Linked DNA regions of Homo sapiens: region 1 is linked to region 2. A link is an interaction called in ENCODE POLR2A ChIA-PET data of the cell type or tissue named here. Cell type or tissue: A673. All regions are shown on one strand.

Evidence for each region. ChIA-PET counts read pairs that join two places held together with the same protein. Peaks named below come from ENCODE experiments on the same cell type or tissue, not always from the same donor. Only the 100,000 strongest peaks of a DNase experiment are listed, where the experiment ranks them.
Region 1: POLR2A ChIA-PET joins it to region 2 with 6 read pairs; 2 of 35 experiments call an interaction of 5 or more read pairs at or near these places.

The regions. Positions count from the first base shown.
Region 1 is chr6:149,959,954-149,964,953 of GRCh38, forward strand. ULBP1 (UL16 binding protein 1) reads left to right here and starts at 3,990. Exons shown (of 5, transcript NM_025218.4): 1 at 3,990-4,181. The coding sequence starts at 4,097. RefSeq lists an enhancer at 4,326-4,865. In A673, CTCF peaks have their summits at 1,932, 4,074 and 4,279; DNase peaks (open chromatin) are centred at 1,918, 3,428 and 3,948; H3K4me3 peaks cover 1,664 bases; H3K27ac peaks cover 991 bases; H3K27me3 peaks cover 809 bases.
Region 2 is chr6:150,206,465-150,211,464 of GRCh38, forward strand. The region is part of intron 1 of PPP1R14C (protein phosphatase 1 regulatory inhibitor subunit 14C); the gene reads left to right. Among named protein-coding and RNA genes, the nearest start is that of PPP1R14C, 66 kb to the left of the region's middle. In A673, no CTCF peak of the experiment used is centred here; a DNase peak (open chromatin) is centred at 2,257.

The DNA of each region.
Region 1 (5,000 bases), 250 kb before region 2:
TGGGAGGATCGCTTGAGCTCAGGAGTTCAAGACCAGCCTGGGCAATATAGGCAGACCCCATCTCTACAGACAAATATAGAAAATTAGCCCAGTGGGTGGCGCATGCTTGTAGTCCTGGCTACTCGGAGGCTGAGGCAGTAAGATGGCCTGAGCCCAGGAGTTAGAGGCTGCAGTGAGCTATGACCACGCCATTGCACTCCAGCCTGGGCAACAGAGGGAGATCCCATATCTTAAAACAAACAAACAAAAAAGATGGCATAGCTAAATCCTAAACAGTAATAATTACAATAAAGCTGAATTGCTAAACTCATCACATAAATCAGTGAAACTCCCAGGTTGGATTTTAAAATATCAAATAATATACACTATTTTCAAAAGGCAATGTTAAATGTAAAGCTTAAAAATGGAAGGTATCTACCAAGAAAGGCTACTTTATTTGTTCGTTCGTTTCTTTTAGCGACTACAATATGCTTTATTGTTCTTGGAAAGGGCTCAGGGTTTGGCTTTAAATCAGGCTGCACGCTTTTCATCAGTCCCACATCTCTCTCCCCATGCCAAGCTGGCTCCAGCTAGCAATGCCACATTAAATTCCAGGGAGACCTTTAGAAACTTCCAGAAGCCTCCCTTCCTCCTGACCCCCCACCCCTGCAGTCCAAGATCTCCCATGTTGGCCCACGACCCCTGCTTAGGGTCCAGCCTGGAACTCACTGATCCGACCCACTCCGGACCAGCCTGGTAGCAGGAGTAGAGGCTGGAGGCAAACACCCAACTCTGCGCCAGCACCTGTGCCACTGGAGACCTGGAGCCCAGGGTGTGATATGCTTGGAGGAAGCAGAGGGTCCCTGTGTGAGTCACCCCGGCCCTCAAGGCTGTCACAGCTCCAGTGGCCCCACCCCGCCCACTTGCAACTCCAGGCCATGGGTCCAGAAATGTCTGGATTCTTGTTCCCTTTCAGACCCCAACCTTTCTCTTCTCCTTCTCTTTCCTCCTGGCCCCCTTATCTTTTCCCATTTCCATTCCCACTTTCAGACTCGTTCCTTATTTGTTTAAAGCACAGATTTTCGGCTGGGTACTGTGGCTCATGCCTGTAATCCCAGCACTTTGGGAGTCTGAGGCGGGCAGATCACGAAGTCAGGAGTTCAAGACCAGCCTGGCCAACATAATGAAACCCCGTCCCTACTAAAAATACAAAAAAATTAGCCGGGTGTGTTGGCTGGCACCTGTAATCCTAGCTACTGGGGAGGCTGAGGCAGGAGGATCTCTTGAACCTGGGAGGCGGAGGTTGCAGCGAGCCGACATTGCACAACTGCACACCAGCCCCTGCGACAGTGAGAGACTCTGTCTAAAAAAAAAAAAAAAAGGCAAGATTCGTTTGGCCCTGGTGCACTCTAGGCTCAGTCAAACCAGCTGAAGTCTATCATTATGCTGTCCATCATTATGCTATGTTTTTCTAGAAGATTCTATCCTGTTGAAGCACCCCCAGACTGGTTGAAAACCAAGTTACTCTTCCTTGGAAAATCTTTGTGGACACCCAGGTGGGCATACAAATTTCCAAGTCTTGGCCAGTTTCAGTGGCTCACACCTGTAATCCCAGCACTATGGGAGGCTGAGGCAGGTGGATCACCTGAGGCCAGGAGTTTATAAGACCAGCCTAGCCAACATGGTGAGACCTGTCTCTACTAAAATTGCAAAAATTAGTTGGGCACAGTGGCAGGCCCTGTAATCCTAGCTACTTGGGAGGCTGAGTTAAAAGAATCGCTTCAACCCTGGAGGAGGCGGTTGCACTGAACTGAGATCATCCCACTTCACTCCAGCCTGGGCAACAGAGTAAGACTCAGTCTCAAGAAAAAAAAAAAAAAAGACAAAAAAAGTATTACCAACTTGTGCCAGCCATGAGGTCTACAACCTCGATGCTGCCACCCTCAGGACCCTGGGGGTTACAACCTCCACTCCAGCTCCCCTCTGAACCTGTGCTTTTCCTCTGAGCCCCATTCACTCCCACAACTGTCTCATTCATTCACTGGTTCACTCAGCCTCCAACCACCCTTAAATCATGTCAGGCTCACCAGCTGACGGAGAGAAAAATCATCCTTTGTAGGTCTGAAAAACGTGTCTGAATCCTGATGGTGGGTCTTGTTTTCATTTCCACCCCCTCACAGCACACTCAGGGCCATGAAGAGGCCATGGCCTGGGCTCAGAGCTCCAGCTCTCCTCAGGGTGGGCCTGGCATTTGCTGACTTCAGGGAGGGTGGCAGGGCTCACAACTGAAATAGGAGACCTGCCCTGGGTCCTTAGCATGTGCAAGGATAGGGTTCTTTGTAGAATCTGCTCATTTCATCTGTGTTCATAGCATCTGTCATTTTCCACATGCGGACATCCACACCCAGAAAGCTGAAGAAGCTTGCACAGGAATATTCAGCCACAATATGAGCTGACTTCCATATCTGAATGCATGATCTCTAGATCCCGGCCATTACAATAACCTTTGGGCCACTTCTATGCCCATCCTGGGCAGGCCTGAGTCTAGTGGCCGGATGCCTGCAGCAGGGGTGAGGCAGGAGGGCCCAGGTGTGCACACAGGCCCCTCCTCCTGTCACCTGGCTGTCCTGCTTGGGGCTCTCCTGCCAGCCTCCTTCTGCCTTCCTCCTGTTCCCGCAGTCACTGGCCCAGGTCACCCGGCCTCAGGGGTGGTGCTGCCAGGGACTTCCCAGTGGCCTCCTCCTAGGACTAACCTGAGCTCCTGCCCCCAGCCCTGTACATGGGAGGCTTTTCTCACACACAGATCCCTGGGCCCACCAAGCTATTCCCCTCCCAAATCTGAGAACTGCCCACCCCCGTGTGACTGTTGTCCTGCCGACCACCCTTCATGTAGCCCCTCCTGGACAGAGGCTCTAGTGCATCAGGCCAGAACCTTTTGGCTCCTGTGTCCCTGCTCAGTCACAGAGATGGCTGCCATCCCATGTCCCTGTCCTGAAGCATAGTCAGGCCCTGGGCTTGGTCCAGGCCTCCTCCCCTTTCCCACAGCCTCAGGACCCTGGTGATTGATGGTCACCAGGTGAAGGTCTCCCCACATGAAGACTGTGTGGAGTGGGAGGTCTGTGCCTATTTTTCTCATTCATTGGGGAATGGGCTGAGTGGCTGGGGGCAAAGTGGGACTCAGGGGCTCTGCCCAGTCCTTACTGCAGGCTAAGCCCTCCCTTGCGGCCAAGAGCCACTGGGCCCTCCACCTCCCTCTGGCTTCTACCCGCAGATCTAGATGGTTTCATGGTGACTCAGAGGAGGATGCACTCGGGCGTCCCTTTTGAGGATGGCTGCAGGGACCATCCAGGGACTGAGCCGAGGTGCAGATACAGCCACGGATTTGGGTGTTGTTAGACACAGAAGGGTGTGTAGCAAAGTGAGCCCCACGCATGCGTAGACTCTTCCCTCGGCTTCTGCTCTCCATGGAAACACAACTGATCACATCATGATTGATCACGGTAGCCCTCTAGGGCTTTCTTTCTTTTCTTTTTTTTTTTTTCCAGAAGTCATAAAGGGATATAGAATATACTCAAAGACCACCTCATGCTTTTAGTGGAGAGGCAAAAAAGGTTCGCTCCGGAATGGGGAAGCGGCTGCGCCCTGGACGGAGAGGGGCGGGGACTTCGCGACTGCAGGCGGAGGGAGGGCGGGTGTCGCTGGCGCAGGCGGTGACAGGGAGACACCGCCGCCACTGAGTATTCCTATGCAAGTTTCTTCATCTTCCTGTGCATCAGTGTTTACACTGGGGTAATGATAAATGCTGTGTTGAAAAATTATTTGATGGGGCCATGGAAGGAACGGAAGGAACGGCGTCCTGGCCCGCTCGGGGCCCGCGCACGCCGCCACCAAGCCGCGGGGGCGGGTCGGAGGGGAGAGTTGCGTCAGCCAGGCCGCTGTCAGATGACGAGCCCGGGGCGTGACGGGGTGGAGCATCCCCAAAAAAGTGCATGCCTAGGATCCCGCCCAGTGTATCCCTGCGCGCGGCGGGCCGGGCTGGGCAGCTTTATAAACAGCCGTGGTGTGAGCCTCGAAGGGAACCATCAGCGCCTCCTGTCCACGGAGCTCCAGGTCTACAATGGCAGCGGCCGCCAGCCCCGCGTTCCTTCTGTGCCTCCCGCTTCTGCACCTGCTGTCTGGCTGGTCCCGGGCAGGATGGGTCGGTGAGTTCGGGGATGTAGCCTAAGCAGGGCGGGGGCCAAACCTGGGAGGTTGTGGACTGCAGCGGGTTTCAGAGGAGGGGAGGCTTCTGGAAGGACCGGCGCGATCTCCCTGAACGAACATCGCGGTCTCCCCGAACGTCGCGGTCCCTCCGAACGTCGCGGTCTCCCCGAACATCGCGGTGCCCCCGAACATCGCTGTCTCCCCGAACATCGCGATCTCCCCGAACATCGTGATCTCCCCAGACATGCCCAGCTGAAGGCACTCAGTTCCCCTCGGTGGCTCCTTTCCGCCGGGTCCGCTTCCTGCGGCTGCTGCTTGCCCCTCAGGCCAGGAGGTTTCTGGAAGGACCGGTGCTGTCTCCCCGAACATCGTGGTCTCCCCGAACATCGCGGCCTCTCCGAACATCGCCCTCTCTCCGAGCAACGCGATCTCCCCGAACATCGCGGTCTCCCCGAAAATCGCGATCTCCCCGAACATTGCCATCTCACCGAACATCGCGATCTCGCCGAACATGCCCGGCTGAAGGCACTCAGTTCCCCTCCGCGGCTCCTTTCCGCCGGGTCTGATTCCTGCGGCTGCTGCTTGCCCCGCAGGCCAGGAGGCTTCTGGTAGCACCGGCGCGATGCCCCCGAACATCGCGTTCTACCCCAACATCGCGATCCCTCCGAACATCGTGATCCCCCCCGAACATCGCCGTCCCCCCGAGTAACGCGGTCTCCCCGAACATCGCGGTCCCCCCGAACATCGCGGTACCCCCGAACATCGCCGTCTCCCCGTACATTGCGATCCCCCGAAACATTGCGATCTCCCCGAACATC
Region 2 (5,000 bases):
ATGTGCCTAGTTCTAGAATAATCTGACGTAACCCGTGATGTGCATCTTCATGTGTGAGCACTGGTATTTGTTTTACAGTGTTGATTTGTGAGACAATGCCACTCCTGTTCACTTGTGTTGGAATGTGTCTTCATGAGCAGGAGGAAAGGGAGGCGTTCTACACGGGGCATGAGGATGGTCCCTGCCGGGAGCTCTCCTCTCTGCCGCAGCTGTCATTTGCATCTGCGTCAGTGCCCCAGAAGTGAACCTTCGTAGGATATAGGTAGGTCAGGACCTGCTCTCCTGGGTGACAAGAAAGGCGATTCCTGTAAATATTATGTAAAACATTCCTTCACTTCACCATGGAGTCAATGGAGTCAGGTTCAGTCAGGCTATTTTGATGTTTTTTTTTGTTTGTTTCTGTTTTTGTTTTTTTTTTGCGACAGAGTCTCGCTCTGTTGTCCGGGCTAGAGTGCAATGGCATGATCTCGGCTCATTGAAACCTCTGCCTCCCGAGTTCCTGCGATTCTCCTGCCTCAGCCTCCTGAGTAGCTGGGATTACAGGCACATGCCACTATCCTCGTCTAATTTTTGTATTTTTAGTAGAGACAGGGTTTCAACACGTTGGTCAGGCTGTTCTTGAGCTCCAGACCTCATGATCTGCCTGCCTCGATCTCCCAAAGTGCTGGGATTACAGGTGTGAGCCACTGTGCCCGGCCTATTTTGATGTTTTTAAAAAGGGCTTTGGGAGGACTTTGCTCTCTGGCTCTAAGCAAGCTTTAGCCATTGGTTTAACTTTAAAAACAAATGTGTATTAGGGAAATACTGGTAATATAGGATCCCACTGGAAAGGCATATGCTTGTTTACCCATGCTACTTCTGTCTAAGGCCCAAGGTGAGGCCATCCTACCCCAGCCACTCTAAATGGCCTGGCCACCTGTGCAGATGGGTGCCCGGTGGGGCTGGGCCCTCGATTCGCATCAGGCAAGCTCATCTCCATGCCTTGCGTGCTCCCCAGCTTGTCAAGCCTCCATCTGTTTCGTTCTTCACTCCGGCATCCCATGTACCTTCCTCAATCTGGATTTGGGGACATGCCCTCTGGCCTTCATGAGCCACAACTGTAGAGGATATAAGAAAATCAAAGTTTATTTCTCTATTTTTCTGGAGCACTCCTTCCCAAAACAGGATAAATACATGAAGATGTAAGACCTAATATGTCTTAAAATGTCTATGGTTTTTTCTCTACTCTTGATAGATAGTCTGAGAATGTCTTAGTTCATTTTCTGTTGCTGTGACAGAAGACTACAGACTGGGTAATGTATACAGAAAATAAATTTATTTCTTTTAGTTCTGGAGGAAGATAATCAATGTCAGCAGGCTTCCCAATGGAAGCCAAGAGCAGGGATTCCAGAATCCCAAGAGGAACCAATTTCCAACCTCAAGGCCTGGGAAGTTCAAGGTCGAGGGGTCATATCTGGTTGGCTTCTGGTGACAGCGTTCATCCCGTGTAATAGCATGGCAGAAAACTGGAAGGGCAGGCAAGCGCTTGAAAAAAGAGATGGGGCAAAGGGGGCTGATCCACTTTATAACAACCAGCGCCTCATGAGAACCAACTCAGTCTCTAGAGAACAGTGTTAATGCACGCATGAGGGTGTGCCCCCATGACCTAATCACCTCTGAAGGTTCCCATTACCTCTCACTCAGTACTGTTGCCCTGGGGACCAAATTCACCCTGAGTTTCGGAGGGGTCAAACCACATCCAAACCATAGCAGGGAGGATGTAGGCCTTGAGGGTGGAAATGGTTTCCTCTCGGGTTTCTGGAATATTTGCTGTTGGCTTCCATGCTCTGTTGCTATAGGGAAACCCACTGACATTAATTCTCTATCTTCCATGTGTGGCCTGGTTTTCTTCTGAAAGCTTCCAGGATCCTCCCTTTATCCCCAGTGTTCTGACATTATATAGTGATGTGTCATAGGGTAGGTTGGGCCCCTTGTTAAGTGGGAACATTTTTTTTTGCAGATTCCAGGGCTGATTTAAATATTTAATGTTATATTATTTAAATACATACCACTTAAAACTGGGTATAAATTCCTTATGCTATGGTTATAAAAATCACATCCAAATTGCAAATTAAACATAAAGTACCAGCTAATGAAACTCAAATGCACAACATCCCTTTGCTGTGATGGCTGGCTTCACTCCTTTTGTCACTGGAATTAGGTACAGATTGCCGTCTCTCAGTGTCCTTTGAGTGATAGCGTTTGGCTTCACTTGGCGTGAATGAGTCATTTATATATTAAATCTACCCTGTGGCTTTTTTCTCATTAGCCACAACAATTAACATAATTCTGCTTGATGCCAATGTGTAAACACAGAGCAGCCCGGCACAGCGTGGTTATAGCACGGCTGTCCAGACTATTCTTAGACTGTGCTTGCTTACAGGAATTATTTTGGATTGTCATTACAATGAAAACATGAGATGTAAATGTTTTCATAGACAGCTCACATAGTCCCAAGGATTCAGTTCTTTTTATACGCTTCCTATGCCAGTTTGCTCCCATAGGCCTATAGAAAGATGAGCTATAAGAAATTGTGGCTATTGTTCAGATGAGTGTTTGAACAGGCCATAATAAGCTGACATTTGCCACTCCCCACCCCTGCCACCCCACGTTTCTCCATCAGCTGCCACAATTTGCACAGGAGTTTAATCCCGTGTTACGTTGCCATCCCTATTTTGAAATGGAGACGGATGAGAGCTGTTAGCCACAGTCATTTCCAGGAAGCTGCCAAGCTATGTCTCCTAGAGCTTGGAGACCATGATCCATCTTCAGGTGAGGTTTTAGCTTGAACATTCCTGCCTGCTCCCTTCACTGCTGTGGGCAGGGGTGAACGTTTATATTTTTTAAAAGCTAATGTGACATCAGACAGGGCTGACAGTGTAAACTTTCTGGCTAGTTAGAAGTGTGTGTATATATCTGTGTGTTTATTTGTGTATGTGTGTATGTGTGCATGTGAGTGTATGAGTGGTGTGGAATGGGTGTATTCATGTGTGTGTATGTTTGTGTATGTGTTTGTGTGTGTGGATGTGAGTGTATGAATGGTGTGGAGTGTGTGTATTCATCTGTGTGTATGTTTGTGTATATATTTGTGTGTGTGTATGCATGTGAGTGGTGTGGAGTGTGTGTATTCATGTTTGTGTATTCATCCATGTGTGTATTCACATGGAGTGTATGTTTGTGTATGTATTTGTGTGTGTGTGTGTGCATGTGAGCGTATGAGTAGTGTGGAGTGTGTGTATTCGTGTGTGTATGTTTGTATATATATTTGTGTGTGCATGCATGTGAGTGAGTAGTGTGGAGTGTTTATATTCATGTGTGTGTATGTTTGTGTATATATTTGTGTGTGTGTGTGTGTGGATGTGAGTGTATGAATGGTGTGGAGTGTATTCATCTGTGTGTATGTGTATATGTTTGTGTATGTGTGTGTGCATGTGTGTGTATGAGTGGTGTGGATTGTGTGTATTCATGTGTGTGTATGTCTGTGTATATATTTGTGTATGTTTGTGTATATATTTGTGTGTGTGTGTGTGTTGTCACTGCGGGCCAGCTGTGTTTCAGGACCCTGCTTTGCTTGCATTTCTGCATCCTGGTACCTGAGCCTGTTCTGAGCTTCATCCGTGGCATGCCCAGCGCCAGGTTCTGCAGCGCTTCCCAGTGCAGTGGCAATGCGGAGTCCCACTGCTGCTTGCAAGTTGGGGCAAGGGGGCTGGTGATGGCCAAGCCTACACTGTGTGTTGGTTTGTGAGGTGTCTTCAGAGCCCCGGTGTGCTCCCGTCATTACTGTCCTTCTCCAAAACCTCTCAGCCTCAGAACCTGGATCTTATCTTTACCTTTTCTTTCCCCCGATCCCTCATCCAGTTCATCTCCAAACTCCATCTGTTTATTCCTCCCTATTATCACTATTTTAAAATCTTATTTTTGCCAGGATCATCTTCAAGCCCTGTTGCTTCGCACCTGATACATGACATTCCCACAGCCTCCTGCCTCCTCCCTGTTATCCCGGGCTCCGCAGTGGGGCCATCTCTTCCTTCTGTCATTCCCCTGTCTTGTTCTGGAGCCATGGAGCCTTCAGTGTGACAGTCTCTGCAGGACAAGGGGAACCGGCAGCCTATGGGCCAATGGGTTTTGTTTATCCTACACAATATTTTAAGAAGTTGACGGACAGCTTTAAAAATTGGAATTTTTTTACATTAAAAAACTCTATTTTCAGTTATTCCTGAAAACGTAGAAAATCCAGCAGCACTGAGCACATATTCCTAGAAGGTGACAGGAGGTGGGAATGGCGTGTTCCCTGCTGCTTTCCCTCAGGCCATGTTTTCTCCAGTTTGCTGCACTCCTCACTCTACTGTATAGCCCCTCAGCCTGCTCCATTTCTGTCACCTGTCTGGCCCCCATCGACGTGCATATTTGCAGCCCAGAGCTGACTGGCTTCCTGGCCAAGGACCTTTCTACACCCACATTTAGAATTCATCTTGTCTCTTTGCCTCCTGCTACCATTTTGCCTCTTGGGAGTGCTCTCCCTTCCCTCTAAACCTGTTCAAATCCTGTCATTCCGCAAGGTCAGTTCACCTCCTCCCTCCTGTGTGCAACTTCCCTGCCTGCCCCTGGCGGAGTTTTCTCTCTCCCTGAATCACTAAAGCGCTTCAGGTTTGTCTGTGGCTTTGGGGCCATTGCATGTCATTGTGTTTGTCAGAGCTGTGTTTAGACAGCCCGTCCCCCAGTGCCAGGGCCTCACTGTGGCTGACACACAGTGCCTTGCACTCTGCGGACTCTGGGTTCTCAACAAATGTACGACAAGAAAGATGTGTAGAGGTGATCCAGGGCCTCGTGCTATGGGTACCAACAGGAGGGCCTCTCACTAATGTGGGGCAGGGAGTAGCTGATAACTTTCCCCAGCAGCTGTGAAGACAGTTGTTTCACTTTTTGTCACCAGAGCCACTGTTTAGGGACACACCTTTAAT